Regions from separate parts of the Homo sapiens genome. Here region 1 is linked to region 2. A link is a contact called in ENCODE Hi-C or POLR2A ChIA-PET data. All regions are on one chromosome and are shown on one strand. The core of a region is the stretch at or near the end of the contact, and the rest is flanking DNA. Distances in the headings are between cores, read along the strand shown.

What was found. A loop is a pair of places that touch in the nucleus more often than their neighbours do. ChIA-PET counts read pairs that join two places held with the same protein, here RNA polymerase II (POLR2A). Pooled maps may share reads with other maps.
Region 1: a map of endothelial cell of hepatic sinusoid shows a loop between it and region 2 (4-fold over the local background). The contact joins two enhancer-like sites. A Hi-C loop is called at or near these places in 1 of 168 maps with a recorded cell type or tissue (endothelial cell of hepatic sinusoid) and 2 of 50 pooled maps. POLR2A ChIA-PET finds 5 or more read pairs at or near these places in 13 of 52 experiments (AG04450, B cell, Caco-2 and 10 more).

What each region holds. Positions count from the first base shown.
Region 1 is chr2:64,796,497-64,803,710 of GRCh38, forward strand. No RefSeq gene overlaps it. Among named protein-coding and RNA genes, the nearest start is that of LINC01800, 64 kb to the right of the region's middle. Within about 2 kb of position 1,540, at least 3 of the 41 ENCODE cell types and tissues checked have a DNase peak (open chromatin) inside an H3K27ac peak, as active enhancers do.
Region 2 is chr2:64,728,329-64,735,620 of GRCh38, forward strand. No RefSeq gene overlaps it. Among named protein-coding and RNA genes, the nearest start is that of SERTAD2, 78 kb to the left of the region's middle. Within about 2 kb of position 2,328, at least 33 of the 41 ENCODE cell types and tissues checked have a DNase peak (open chromatin) inside an H3K27ac peak, as active enhancers do.

The DNA.
Region 1 (7,214 bases), core at 290-2,789, 67 kb after region 2:
GGCAACTGCAAGTAGGAGCCTGATTATCGGAGTAGTGGATGTGGGTAGCAGGGATTGCATATAGATGAGAAAAGGAAGCTTAAATAACCTAAACACTTAATGGCTCTGTAGAGAAGATTGGGTCTGCAAAGGAGAAAAAGAAACCACAGGCAAAGAGGTAGGAGGAAAATGAGAAGGGCTTTGGTCCTCAAAGCCCAGGGACTTGGGTTTTAGGAGGGAATGGTCCCAGAGAGACTAGGGGACATAAGGACTGAGTTCTTTCTGGCAATGTGGTGGTCATTAATTATTTTAGCTAAAGTGATGAGGCTGAGGAGTGAGGGGAGCGGATGAAATTGAAGTGGAGTATAGACGACTCATTTGAGAAGTTTCGCTGGGAAGGAGAGAAGAAAGAATAGTTGTAGGAAGGGGCTGTGGTTTCAGAGAGGTGTTTTTGTTTTGTGCTGAGAGAGACTCAAGCATGCTTAAGTGTAAATGGGAAGGATTCGGGTGTCAGAGAAGCGTTGGAAATAGAAGGGAGAGGAGACATTTTCTAGTGTGGGGCTCTGGGGGCTGGGATCCAGAACACAGGTGCAGGGCTTGACCTAAGGGCAGGACGCATCCGCCAAGGGATGGGAGGAAAGGAAGTGGGGATGGCGCCAGGGAAGGTGGGGCTGCAGCAGGAAGCTGGGGGCCTGGCTCTATGGCATCAATTTTTGAAAAGTAAAGGCAGGTCATATGCAGAAATGTGAGGTGATTCAATCGTAGGCTGTTATGACAGGGGAAAAAAAAGAAATGTGAAGTTGGGGTAGGGAGGTGTTTAAGGAGAATGGAAAGGATTTGAAAGAGAAGAAACTCTCAACCTCGTGATTTTTTTTTTTTTTTTTTTTTTTTTTGAGACAAGGTCTCGCTCTGTCGCCCAGGCTTGAGTACAGTGGTGCAAACACAGCTCACTGCAACCTCAACCTCTTGGGCTCAAGCAATCCTCCCACCTCAGCCTCCCTACTAGCTGGGACTACAGGTGTAGTCCCAGGTGGCCAATTTTTGTGTTTTTTGTAGAGATGGGCCAACCTAGTGATCTTGAGAGAACTTCAGTTCATGGGCAACTTGGAGGAGTGGTAACTGAGTGAATGGACAGGGGAAGTGCAGGGGGAAGATCGGATGGGGTCACCTGCCGACCCCACAAATCCTGCCTCCCCAGCTTACCCTTTAGCCAACCTTAGCTCTGGCCTTCCAGCTCAAAGACAAGGAAGCAAATGAGGTGGATCTGATACAACAGCCACAGCTTTTGGCCTTCAGATAACTAAGAAGGTGTCACTTTTATGACTCTCAAACATTCACTTAACACAAGAACCAATTCATTTTTGAAAAATCTTTTCTTGTGGCATACTGGTGATATTTTCAAATGTGGACGTTGGAAAATAAAACATTGTGAGCATCCACTAAAATTTTAGCACAGAAGTATGGTAAAAGTCTTTTGTTTCTTGGGCTTTTCTTTCAAGCGAGCACAGGACCTAACTGTTTAACTTGTGGTTAAGGATTATTTGTGCAGGGCACCTCAGTAGGTGAAATGTAGTGGATTTGGCATTTTGCCTGTGGAACACTGGGCAGGAGCTCCAGTTACAAATTGCAGTTGTATAAAATAACAGGAAATGTGGGGCTTTGAAAGATTCCACTGGAAAGATTAATTATTTGGAAAAGAGTTATGCATCAGCTTCGTGTGTTTTTAGAGAAAAGGTGGCCCACGCCATTTTTAATAGTGCAAAAGAAAATTCTGCTACCAGGCAAAAGAGGGGAAGAGAGAAACTCCTGTTCAGTCTTTTTCTGGAAGGGCTCACATTTAGTTTTAAAACCATCTTTATTCTCTTTGTTAGAAGACAAGGGGTTAGAAATGAAAGCCAGATGGAATCCTGGAAATATTTGAGGCTTATAAAAGAAAAGATCTGGATTTCCTAATTCTCTGAGATGACCTCCCTGGGTTTTTGGGTTTTTTCTAACTCTTCTACCATCCCCCATCCTGCCCCTCAACATTTAACAATTTCCTACACATCAGTTCACCATGGACACTCATTTTCCTGTAGGCATAAGAATGTTATTCAAATAAACTCAAAACTTCTGGGTGGACGCTGGCTCTGGATTTAGTGTCTCTGTAATGGCCAAAAGGATAAACCAACATTTATTGCACAGCTGCGACCCTAAATGATCAGACAGGCTGATACTCAGATAGACTTCAGCAGTTTTCTGAGAACAGTGTGCTTCTACACATTTGAAGTAAAATAATTCAATCTCTCCAGTGCACTCTAATTGTGAACTGCCAAGAAAATGTAGGGGAGTTGGTACTTTTTTTGGGGAAAAAAGGCATTTTCTTGAGTTCCTAAGACATCCATCCATAAATGTATACAGAGAAGGGACATATGTTTTCATGTAGGTTCATCACTTTCTTTCAGCTTGAACATCCTTCATCTGAAGTCGGCCCTGGAGAGATTTATTTGGCATGAACGTTTATTTGAGCAATGGAGGGAGGAAATTTTCTCTCATAGTTGAGCCTGACCACCAAATATGATCAATATTTATCCTCTGACATGACTGGGGAATGAGATCTTCAGGTTAGTCAATTATTTGGGCCAATAAAAAGCAACCATTTGAAGACTTTTATGTACAGAAACACACTTCAAGCCCAATTTTGGCTGCTGTGGAACTCAGACTTTCTGAGATGACCAGGTCTTCAGAATCTTTCAGTGCCTCAGGTCTCAGGCCATCACTAGAAACAAATCATCCTCATGTAAAGTAGATGTGTAGTAAACCAGATATTTCCAGTTACGAGAAGGCCAGAAAAACTTAGTTTTTACGGTAACTCTGTTAAGTTTCAGATTGATTTTTTTTTTTTTTTTAAGATAGGGTCTCGCTCTGTCACCCAGGCTGGAGGGCAGTGGCATGATCATAGCTCCCTGCAGCTTCCAACTCCTGGACACAAGCAGTCCTCCCACCAGGTAGCTGGGACCGCAGGTGTGCACCACCATGCCTGGCTCTTTAAAAATAAATATATTTTAGAGACAGGGTCTTGCTATGTTGCCCAAGGTGGTCTTGACCTCCTGGGCTCAAGCCATCCATCCTCCCACCTCAGCCTCCCAAGTAACTGGGATTACAGGCATGAGCCACCACATTCAACTCCTCAAATTGAATTTTTAAAGGTCAGAGAAGTGTGGCTTTGGAGAGATTATGATGGAAGTCCATGGTTTTCTTTATCCCCGAGACCTTATAGCCCAGAGATGGCTGTCTCAGATATGAAGGGAGAGAAGGAGCTGGCACCTTGCCTATTGGATGAGTCGCTTCCATTTTCCACACTCTCCCTCCTCCATCATCTTCTGTACACCTTGATGCTGATGCCCAGGGTCTTTCCTCCTTTTCAATAATAAACTTTTAATAGCCTTTGTGTTAGGGGCTAAGGATGAGAAGAAACACAGCCCCTGGCTTCAGGGGACCTTCATTTTAGCTGGAGAGATATGAAGCACATGCCAATCCAGGGAGGCAGCTGCTCAGAGCCATGGGCAGGTTTTCCTGGCCTGTGTCCAGAAGGAAAGAACCTAGAGAGGGAGAGGCCAAAGCTGCACTGTCAACTACCAGGGTCGTCACCCTGAGTCACTGGGCTGAGCTGTGGGCCTGAAATCTAGAGATGGCTTTGTTTTTCTCACACCTGCTATGTTGGGTGCCCATCTGGGAATGATATGAGAAGGTCAATCCCACCGCTTTTCCAGTCTCACTCAGAAATTCATCAACAGTCAGCTACTAGCCCAGCTGCAACCAAACCCATCCTGTATTTCTCATTTTTTTTCTACCCTACTCTTCTGTTCCTCCTTCAGCCTTTGACTCCTCCAGGATGTGGCATGGGGAGCAAAGACAGGTAAAGGACAGAAACTGCCTACCTGACTGGGGCCGTTGTAAAAAGTCATTATGAAGTGGTCCAGGTGACCCCTCATGCCTCATTAACTTTTTTGAAACCTGGGGAGGCAATGGCCATGCACTAACTGCTGCTTAGCCAGGGCTGCAACCCTGCAGCCCACCACTTTAACCTCATCGTGACTTTGGTTTTTGTTGATAGGTTGATATGCACAGTTCCCTACCCCTGTGGTCAGCCGCCCCAGCAAGCAGATCTCTTGCCCTTGAAAGAAATTTGAAAACAATTCAAGCCAACTCTCTTTCCAAGGTGTCCATTCTGCCCGAGAGATGCTCCCAGATGCTCTGTGGGGCATAGGCTCCTTCCTCTGCAGCATTCTCCTTGCCCAGCTGTCAGGAGCAGGGCAGCCAGTACCTCACCTTTCAACTTTCCCAGTCCTCCCAAGTGCAGGAACCCCATGTCAAGCACTCTGGGTCCATCTCTCGGGTCCTCTCACTAGGCTTCAGGGCAAGGGAAATGCCTATGAATCCAGGGTAACTCTGTCCCCAGTATTTTTGTCAGAGGCGTTTGAACCAGAGCAACTCCATCTTGAGTAGGGTCTGTGTAAAATAAGGCTGAGACCTACTGGGCCGCATTCCCAGATGGTTAAGGCATTCTAAGTCACAGGGTGAGATAGGAGGTCAGCACAAGATAAAGGTCATAAAGTCCTTGCTGATAACACAGGTTGCAATAAAGAAGCCAGCCAAAACCCACCAAAACCAAGATGGTGATGAAAGTCACCTCTGGTTGTCCTCACTGCTACACTCCCACCAGTGCCACGAGAGTTTACAAATGCCATGGCAACATCAGGAAGTTACCCAATGTGGTCTAAAAAGGGGAGGCATGAATAACCCACCCCTTGTGTAGTGTATCATCAGAAAATAATAATAAAAATGGGCAACCAGCAGTCCTCGGGGCTGCTCTGTCTGTGGAGTAGCCATTCTTTTATTCCTTTACTTTCTTAATAAACTTGCTTCCACTTTATGGACTCGCCCTGAATTCTTTCTTGTGCAAGATCCAAGAACCTTCTCTTGGGGTCTGGATCTGGATCGCTTTCCAGTAAAATTTCACTACCAACATTTAGAATGAATCGCAGAACTAACTCCGTTTCTGTTGTGTTTTTTTGTTTTTGTTTTTGTCTTTTATTTAACAAGTCCTGCCCAGAAGGCCGAGAATGTTTCTTTTAAAAGGTGTTCTTGTCACCTAATTTATCAATGTAGAGGCCTCAGCTGTGCCTACCGCAACAAAAAAAGTCCTATATTATCTCTCTGTTATTCTTAGTAAAAGTAATAACTAAAAGTTTTATAGAGCTTTCTCAGGTACCACCAGACATTGTGGTCCATGTGGATGGCACCCTCTGGAGTTGTGCAGTGCACAGTTTGCACAGCTGAGCTGGCAGAGTGTGCTTTATGGTTTTGTTTTAAGAAAAACAGGCACTTTCACATATATAGTAGTAATGATCATAACAACCATTACTACCATTTGTTTGGCATATAAGATATACCAGTGTATATTATACAGTATACAATCCACATTATGTTTACTCTTCACAACAAGATAATAGCTGCTGCAAAATGGGGCTTTTATCACCTGCTTTCAAATGAAGAAACTGAGGCTCAGCTTCCTGCCCAGTGATAAGCAGCTGGGATTTGAATCCAGTCCTGTCTGTCTCCTCAAGCAATGCTCCTTTTCATTTTTCTCTTTTGGATCCAATCACTGATTTTACAGATGAGCAAACTCCAGCTCAGAGAGATAGCATGGCTCATCCTGAGGCTCACAGGGCCTCCTTCTTTATTTCACAGAACTTCTAGGGATTTGATATGTCTGTGAGAGTGTGGCCTTACAAGGAGACTGTCAGGGAGAGACATCATAATATTGAACACACACACCAAAAAGACATAGCACCAGCTGTTTTTGGCATCTGTATAAGTCAGCATTCTCCAGAGAAACAGAACCAATAGGAGATATATATAATAAAAGTAATACATGTATTTATTACGAAGAATTGGCTCATGAGATCGTGGAGGCTAAGATGTCCCATGATCCGCCATCTGCAAGTTGCAGACCCAGGAAAGCCAGTAATGTAATTGCCTCTGAGTTCAAAGGCCTGAGAACCAGGAGAGCCTATAGTGTGTCTTGGTCTGAGGACAGGAAAAGACCCATGTCCCAGCTCAATAAGTCAAGCAGGAAAAAAAAAAAAGAAAGAAAGAAAGAGAGAGAAAGAAAGAAAGAAAGAAAGAAAGAAAGAAAGAAAGAAAGAAAGAAAGAAAGAAAGGAAAGAAAGAAAGAAAGAGAAAGAAAGAAAGGAAAGAAAGAAAGAAAGGAAAGAAAGAAAGAAAAAAGGAAGCAGATTCTCCCTTCCTCCACCTTTTGTTCTGTTTAGGTTCTCAACAGATTGGATAAGGCCCACCCACACTGGTGAGGGCAACTTTACTGAGCCCACTGATTCAAATGTTAACCTCATCTAGAAACATCCTCACAGACACACCCTTAGCCTAACACCCAGGGACCCCTGATCCAGTCAAGTTGACACAAAATCAAACTTCTCGGCATCTTTCTGTTCTGTTTGTTTCGTGTGCGGTTCTCTGGGCATCTTGGGGGAAGTGGTGTGGGGGCAGGCCAATCGTGAGAGAAGGGATCCTTGTATATATTACCCACAGGCAAGTGCCTTGGTTTTCTGGCCTGGATTAATAGTAAGGAAAGAGATTAAATGTGACGTGGGCTCAATGCAAATCTGGCAAGTAAAATTTAAATTCTGGAGCCTAGTAGTTGTGTGTTTTCAGAAATGAATGCTTACTGATTCTTTTCTGATTGAAGATAATATATGCTCATGTAGAAAATTCACATGATACTGCAAAGTATAAAGAAAAAGTAGGGCCGGACACGGTGGCTCAAGCCTGTAAGCCCAGCACTTTGGAAGGCTGAGGCGGGTGGATCACGAGGTCAGGAGTTCGAGAGCAGCCTGGGCAACATGGCAAAACCCCATCTCTACTAAAAATACAAAAATTAGCCAGGCATGGTGGCGGGCACCTCTAATCCCAGCTACTCGTGAGGCTGAGGCAGGAGAATCGCTTGAACCCGGGAGGCGGAGGCTGCAGTGAGCCAAGATTGTGCCACTGCACTCTAGCCTGGGTGACAAGAGCAAGACTCTGTCTCAAAAAAAAAAAAAAAAAAGAAAGAAAAAGAAAAGAAAAGAAAAGATAAAAATTTGTTACCCAAAGAGACTAACGGGCTTTTAAAAAAATTATTATTTTAAAGCAGACAGAGGGAAATCATACATTTATTTGCTCCCTGCAGCCATCCT
Region 2 (7,292 bases), core at 1,078-3,577:
CAATGCATTGCACGGGCCGCTCTCTGCACGCACCACTCCACGCTCACAGCAGCCCCAGACTTTGAGACTTTAACTGCAGAACAGAAGTGAGAGGCTTCGGCTGGCAGCTGTTAGTTGCTCCTTATTCTTTGTCACTCACAGAAAAAAGAGAAAGATGGTAAGAAGGCAGTGACTTGTTTTCTTTGTTTCTTCATAAATGGAGGCTTTAAGAATATTCTATAGGCCGGGCGCGGTGGCTCACGCCTGTAATCCCAGCACTTTGGGAGGCCGAGGCGGGCGGATCACGAGGTCAGGAGATCGAGACCATCCCGGCTAAAACGGTGAAACCCCGTCTCTACTAAAAATACAAAAAAATTAGCCGGGCGTAGTGGCGGGCGCCTGTAGTCCCAGCTACTTGGGAGGCTGAGGCAGGAGAATGGCGTGAACCCGGGAGGCGGAGCTTGCAGTGAGCCGAGATCCCGCCACTGCACTCCAGCCTGGGTGACAGAGCGAGACTCCGTCTCAAAAAAAAAAAAAAAAAGAATATTCTATATACTTTATTCCTTCAGCCTGCTGTAATTTTAGTATCATCGTTTAAAGGCAAAACATTTTTTCCATTTAATGCAATAAAATGCAAAATAAATAGCCCTTTTAGATTGTTTTACTTTATTCAGTAAGATACATTTCTTTCACCCAAAATTTTTTTTTTTTTTTTTTTTTGAGACGAAGTCTTGCTCAGTCGCCTAGGCTGGAGTGCAGTGGTGCAATCTTGGCTCACTGCAACCTCCGCCTCCCAGGTTCAAGTGATTCTCCTGCCTCAGCCTCCCGAGTAGCTGGGACTACAGACACACGCCACCAGGCCCAGCTAATTTTTGTATTTTTAGTAGAAGCGGGGTTTCACCATGTTGGCCAGGCTGGTGTCGAACTCCTGACCTCAGGTGATCCTCCTGCTTCGGCCCCCCAAAGTGCTAGGATTACAGGCGTGAGCCACCGCGCCCAGCCCAAATGTACTTTTTCTCTTGGGTATATTTTAGTCAACTATTGTATAGATGCTAGCTTACTGAGGTTGCTAAATAATTAACTTCTGATTATCACAGCTTTATTTAAAACTCTTTTTTTTGAGTGCTTGCTATCTGCCAAAGTACATTTTAAAAAGCCGTTTATTTTTTAAAACTACATTTGCTTTAATGTATAGGATGTTAATACATTTTCAGTCTAGGGTAAACTAAAATCAACATAAATTTGTATTCCCTAAACATACACCTCCCAGGTGAGCTGCTCCAAGTTCCGGGCATTCAGCAGAGAAGGTCCACATACTTCACTATGGATAATCCACAGATATCTAAGCACTCTTCCTGCCTATTCTTAATGTCACCCTGAAAAACTAACTTAGTCACAAACAGAAAACCAAGAGCTACCTACAGCCTGAAGTATTCCCAAATCATATATGCAACTATATAAATCATGGAAGGTAATAGTTCTTTTTCTACTTTTTGTAACTGCCTGAAAATAAACCAGAAGTGGGCACATGAGAAAAGACAACTATTTCATATAACAAATAAGTTATATTTTCACCAGTGGCTATTCAACTTTCTCCTCCTCCCCCAATAAAATTCTGATTTCTAACTAATAGAGCAGTCCTTTCATGTTGGTTTTGTCTCTTCCAGTTAACAACACAAAAGAATTACGACGATTCATCCTCTCAATTTTATGTAGCTTTCAGAAGCCAAATGAGCAACAGGATCATCTTGTTAATAAATCTTTCCAATTAAGTTGTGAGTGTAGGCTTATGTTAGATTTTTCAAAGGCTCTCTCAGAAGCAGAGGAGTGGGTTACCTTATTGTCTAGGAGTTCCCAAATGCAGAAAGAGTGTATCTGATGTTAATGCACAGATGTCTTGACTGGGGAAAAAAAGAAAACTCATAAATCATCACCCCACACATTTTAGATGGGAGAGGAAATAGCAGAATGGAACAATTAACAATTACTATTCTACAGAAATTATTTAATATAGTGGAAAGAGAGACAAGGCAGGGTTTAGAAGGCCTGAATTTCAGTCATTCCACCACCATTTACTAACTTTTTTATTCTCTGGACTTGAATTGGCACATTTCTAACATAGGAATAGCCACAATTCTCTTGCTGATCACACAGATTTGTTGTTGGGATTACATGTGAAAATTCACAGATAAGTATTTTAAAAACAGTTTTAAAGGGCTACTCCAGTATTTCTGACATTAACAAATTTCTCTGCATTGCATTCACTCAAGCGTGACTGAAGATGATCAAAGCCAGCCCTTCCACAGCTCTGTCAATTGGGAATCTCTGAAGTGGGTCTGCTATCACCACTGCATGGGGTGACGTCAGGCTGTTGTTTACAGGAGAAGAGAGGCTGCCAATTTCCACTGAGCCCAAGACCTCTATGGCCAGGCTTCTCAGTCTGCACGTGAGCAAGAATGGACTCTTTATGCGTGGCATGTGTGGACATGCACCAGTTCACGTTCAGCGGCACTAAAACAACAAAACTGCTTAACTGCTTGGTGTGTGCACAACAGCATGTACTTTGGATCTTACGATTTCACTAAGAAGACTAAGCAAAATTGATCAAAATGCAACTTTCACTTTTGTTACTCTGAAAGCGGGGAAAACCTGTCATTCGGCAACTTTATCCTCAGTTTGATTTTTAAAAAGCATTTTGAAAGCAAAACAGTTGATTCTAGTTTTTACAGAACTCTCCTCAAGCTCTACATTCACTAACAAAAGAACTATGGACAAAATATTTCAAAGCATGAAATATATTCAGACTGCAGTAACCAAGTTTTATAGGAACCACTTCATTTTCAGAGTGGTTGCAGTTGCTTCCTCCTATAAGTTCAGGAAGTACTCACTCAAGTACTAACATAGTCTAACTGAATCCACTTTGGGGAGATATTTTGTTACATTTATTACTATAAACAGGAAAAAAATCTGGCTTATTAACATTTGCCCATTCATGAAATTTCCTGGCAGAAAGCAGCCTGTTAAATCAAATTTAGAGGGCAAAAAAGAAAATAGGGGCTGCTTTCATTATAATCTTTCTTCAACTATCCATCACCTTCTGGGACAGCAGTCAAATCAGGAATAATATGGGAGCGGATCGTGTTTATAACTGGCAATGAAACTTTACCTCAGACAATAAATCTCGTGTAAATCCTAACACTGGAACACTGAAGAAGAGATGGAAGAGATGTGGGAAATATTCTTGGTCCCTGGAAATTAGTTTCTTTGGTCCTGTTTTAAGTGTAGCTGAAGAAAGGAGAAACTATGGCTCAGGAATAAAATGAAGCCCAGAAAGAATCCCAAGTTCTGTTTTTGGCTCTGCAGTTCATTACATATAATCCTAGGTCAAACACTTAGCCAAGATGGTCCTTATTCTCAGTGTATGAGAAATGGTGATGATAATAGAAAATACTACTTTTCAATTTTTAAGAGGACATAAGAAAAAAAGAAGACAACGAGTGAAAGTTTTATGCAACATTACATTACAGGAACTAGAAAAGAACAGAAACATGGACTGCGCATTCAGCCGGACCCTGGCCATCTCCTCTGAGAGCTGCGGAGGAGAACTCACTAAATAAGGGGGAAGTGCCATGAGCACTTCCTTCATTTTATAGTTAGACATAACAGGAGCATAAAAAGTATGACACCAGTTCAACTTTTTCAGGGTTGGTGCCAGCAAGTAACATTAGCCACATATCCTAAACACGTCAAGAAACCTAAAGAGCTATCTATCCCAGGGTTCCTCCCCAACATAAGTGCTAATCCAGATGCCAAACACCTTTGTAGAAAAATGTGGAAGTAGTTTCAGATTATACTTGAAAATGGCTGTCATCAGCTTCATTCCTTTATGTGGTGAAAGACACCTGAATACACGAATCAATGATGATGTGAAACAATGATAGCAAAAAGGCGGCAGGCAGGAGCATTAATAGTCTCAGTTAGGAATGCTTCAAATGAGCAGGAATTTTATCGACTGAACAAAGCAATGATTAGAGCAGAGCTTCACACGTTTGGAGCCAGTACAAAGTTCATGAACTCTATCTTTAAAAGAATAAAACCTCACATAAAGTAAAGCAGTCAACTTGTCAGTCAAGGCAATCAGTAAGAGGAATAGTAAGAGAAACTGAATTGACAGGAACCCTTATTCTTAATATTTGCCCCTATCCAACTTTTACTTAAAATTCTAAAACTGGCTATTTCGACTTTACTTTTCTAACCTTTTCTGTTTGTCAAATTGACAGGATCACTGAAAGCAATTATAAACGCACACAAAGAAAATAGGAGGACATGTGAAGAATAGACATTTATAACTGGGTTGACCAAGGGCCCGAGTTCCCACTTGACACCCCATGGCGAAACTGCTTGTTGCACTCCAGTACATCAAAGCATCATGTGCTCAATGGTGTGATAGTTAGAAAAGTCATAGTACACTTGCTTACTATACATTTGCTACATAAACTGCCTCTCCAGGAGCACAAAGGGTTCCAAGAACTCACTACATGAACGCTGATAGGTGACTGTAAGCACTGAATCACTTTAGCTTCAAAGACACACCTAATAAAAAGCGGGTGGATCACCTGAGGTCAGGAGTTTGAGACCAGCCTGACCAACATGGAGAAACCCCGTCCCTACTAAAAATATAAAATTAGCCAGGCGTGGTGGTGCATGCCTGTAATCCCAGCTACTTGGGAGGCTGTGGCAGGAGAATCGCTTGAACCCGGGAGATGGAGGTTGCAGTGATCCGAGATAGGGCCATTGCACTCCAGCCTGGGCAACAAGAGTGAAACTCCAACTCAAAAAAAAAAAAAAAAAAAAAAAAAAGACTCAGTTCCATTTCAGTAACTGACTAAACAAAACAGAACTTTTCTTTGTCAAGAACTTTTTCCTAGTCATTAAAAATGCCTATTTTTTTCCCTCATCATATAATGGTGTAATAAGTTTACACTGATACCTGCATCTAGCATTCAAAAGTTAAGATTTAAGTATTCCATACTGCATCTCATTTTGTATTCCTAAGGTGAGAGGTAGGGATACTGCTAGCTGGAATGTCAACAACTTGAACTGAAGAACAATGTAAAAGAGTAATTCTCACACCAACAATGTCAATAAGTGTATGAATAACTAACATAAAGTGAAGCAAAAGAATCTTAAAGAAAAGGCCTCTATTTTAGGAAATGGGAAATCCATTTTAAAAAAACTCCTCATTCACATAATTATTCAGTAATAAAAGTCACAGTTTCTCCAAAATACGTGAACCTAGGTCACCAGAACAGCTGTCAGAGGCCATATGAACTGATTTGTAGATTGCACAGACAAACAAAAGGTAGTGGTAACAAGCACCTCTCCTCCATCATGAAAGTGATCTCTTCTATGCAATGCTTCTTTGTCCATCTCCCTGTCCAATCATCATGTAAGATCAAAACAGAAAAACGAGTGGTCAAATGCCTGTATAACTCTATTAATAACCCTAAATTAGCCCGCGTGGAAGAAGTTTCCATTTTTATCATATTGTTCTTAAGATGCATAAGTACTGCAAAAAATAAAACCAAATCTTCATGACCCATGTCAATCTAGTGTACTTACCATTCAGTAATCACTACACTAGTGATAACGTCAAATTAGTGGTAGTGGAACACAACAGTGCTGAGAAGACATGAGTGTCTTTGTACCACATGGATTTCATGCTAAGGTAGAAAAGATGGATCCATGACCTGGTACACAATAAAGCTTATGTCTAGGGACTTAGCCAAAGTACAGACAAATTTTCTCCAAATATAATCTCTTTTCCAAATAGTTTTTAAAAACTATTGTAAATACATTTTCCTTAGCTGGTCAACAATTTTTCACTGGTCATCCTGCAGTTTTCAGTCAGAATAAGAATTCCTCGAGAAAAATGAAAACAATAAATGACCTGGAACTATGGCAGTTTGCCCTTAAAATCCATCGCACACAACTTGAAGTTGTAGATCTTGCCCATGAGAAGCTCCAAGAGAGTACACAGGAATGACAGAATCAAGAAAGAAGCAAACACAAAGACAAAGCGCTAGTGATTGCTCTATCATTGGAGTATAAACCTTCAGTAATAAGTGGCAGATAATACACTCTGGACTCTTCGTTGCTTTCCAATCCACTGAATTAGACTTTTGTTCCATTCTCTCAGGTAGACCAAGAAGTAGGGGCAAGAAACACAGTTAAAACATTTCTCAACAGAGACGAAAAAGAGAAATTGAGTCAGTCCAACTGCTTAGTCTCGACTGGTTTTTACCTGCTTGATTGTCTGAAGACAAGAATACACCCTGATCCAGCAATGAGTATGGTCAACTGCACAGCCATGAATAAACGTTTCCCATACAAGACTTACACATCACGGCAAGGTCAGTCTTAACTCTAGTTGGGAAATTAAATGTTAGTTTGTTTGAGCTTTTGGATCTTGATCTTGGCTTTCTTTTTTTAGCACTGGGTAGTGGAAATAAAAATAAAATCAAGCTATTAGATGGGAAACAACAGACATTTCACTTTTCATTTCAGCCTCTGAGCCATTAGTAACAAACCTTGGCTAAACAGTAAAAGCATTTGTTACACAGCAAAGGGAATCTTGTCCACAAAACTTTTCTGCAAGGCACTAACATTTAAAATGTGCTCAAATGAAACCAAGCTTCATAAGTTATAATCATATTTCATCCTTCTTAAAAATAACCAATAGCACTTCAAGGAATGCAATATGAATTTCAAATTTTTATATTCTCAAAACTCAGCACTTTTAAACAAAATTATAGCCACAATGTCCCATTCTCTGGCTTCTTTAATAAAATTATAATTTATCTCAGAGTTTTGCTTTCATTGTGCAGCATTACAATTATAGAACCTAATTTGAAATGTGTTAGAATCATCAACACACACTTAAAGAGTTCCTTTAAAAAACATCTCTCTGGCTGAAAAGATTCATGCCAGCAGAAGCTCTGAATTATGGATCGAACCATCCAAAATCTGAGTATTTTCAGTATTCACAGAGCCTAACAGATCAATAGCTACTTCAACACTAAATCTAAAAATTAAAGACACTGAAAAAAAGTAACAGAAAGGAACAGGCCAGGGTTCAGCATCTTCCAAGTCAAGAGAGAGACCAGACTTTTCACCCTTCTTCCATTCTCTTGCCATGGAGGATGGCAGAGTTAAACGTTCTACTTACAGGGGTCAACAGGCATCAATAACTTTCATTCAAGAGTGATCCTGTCATTTTGGAAGAAAATTTAAAAGGGAAGAACATCCCATGT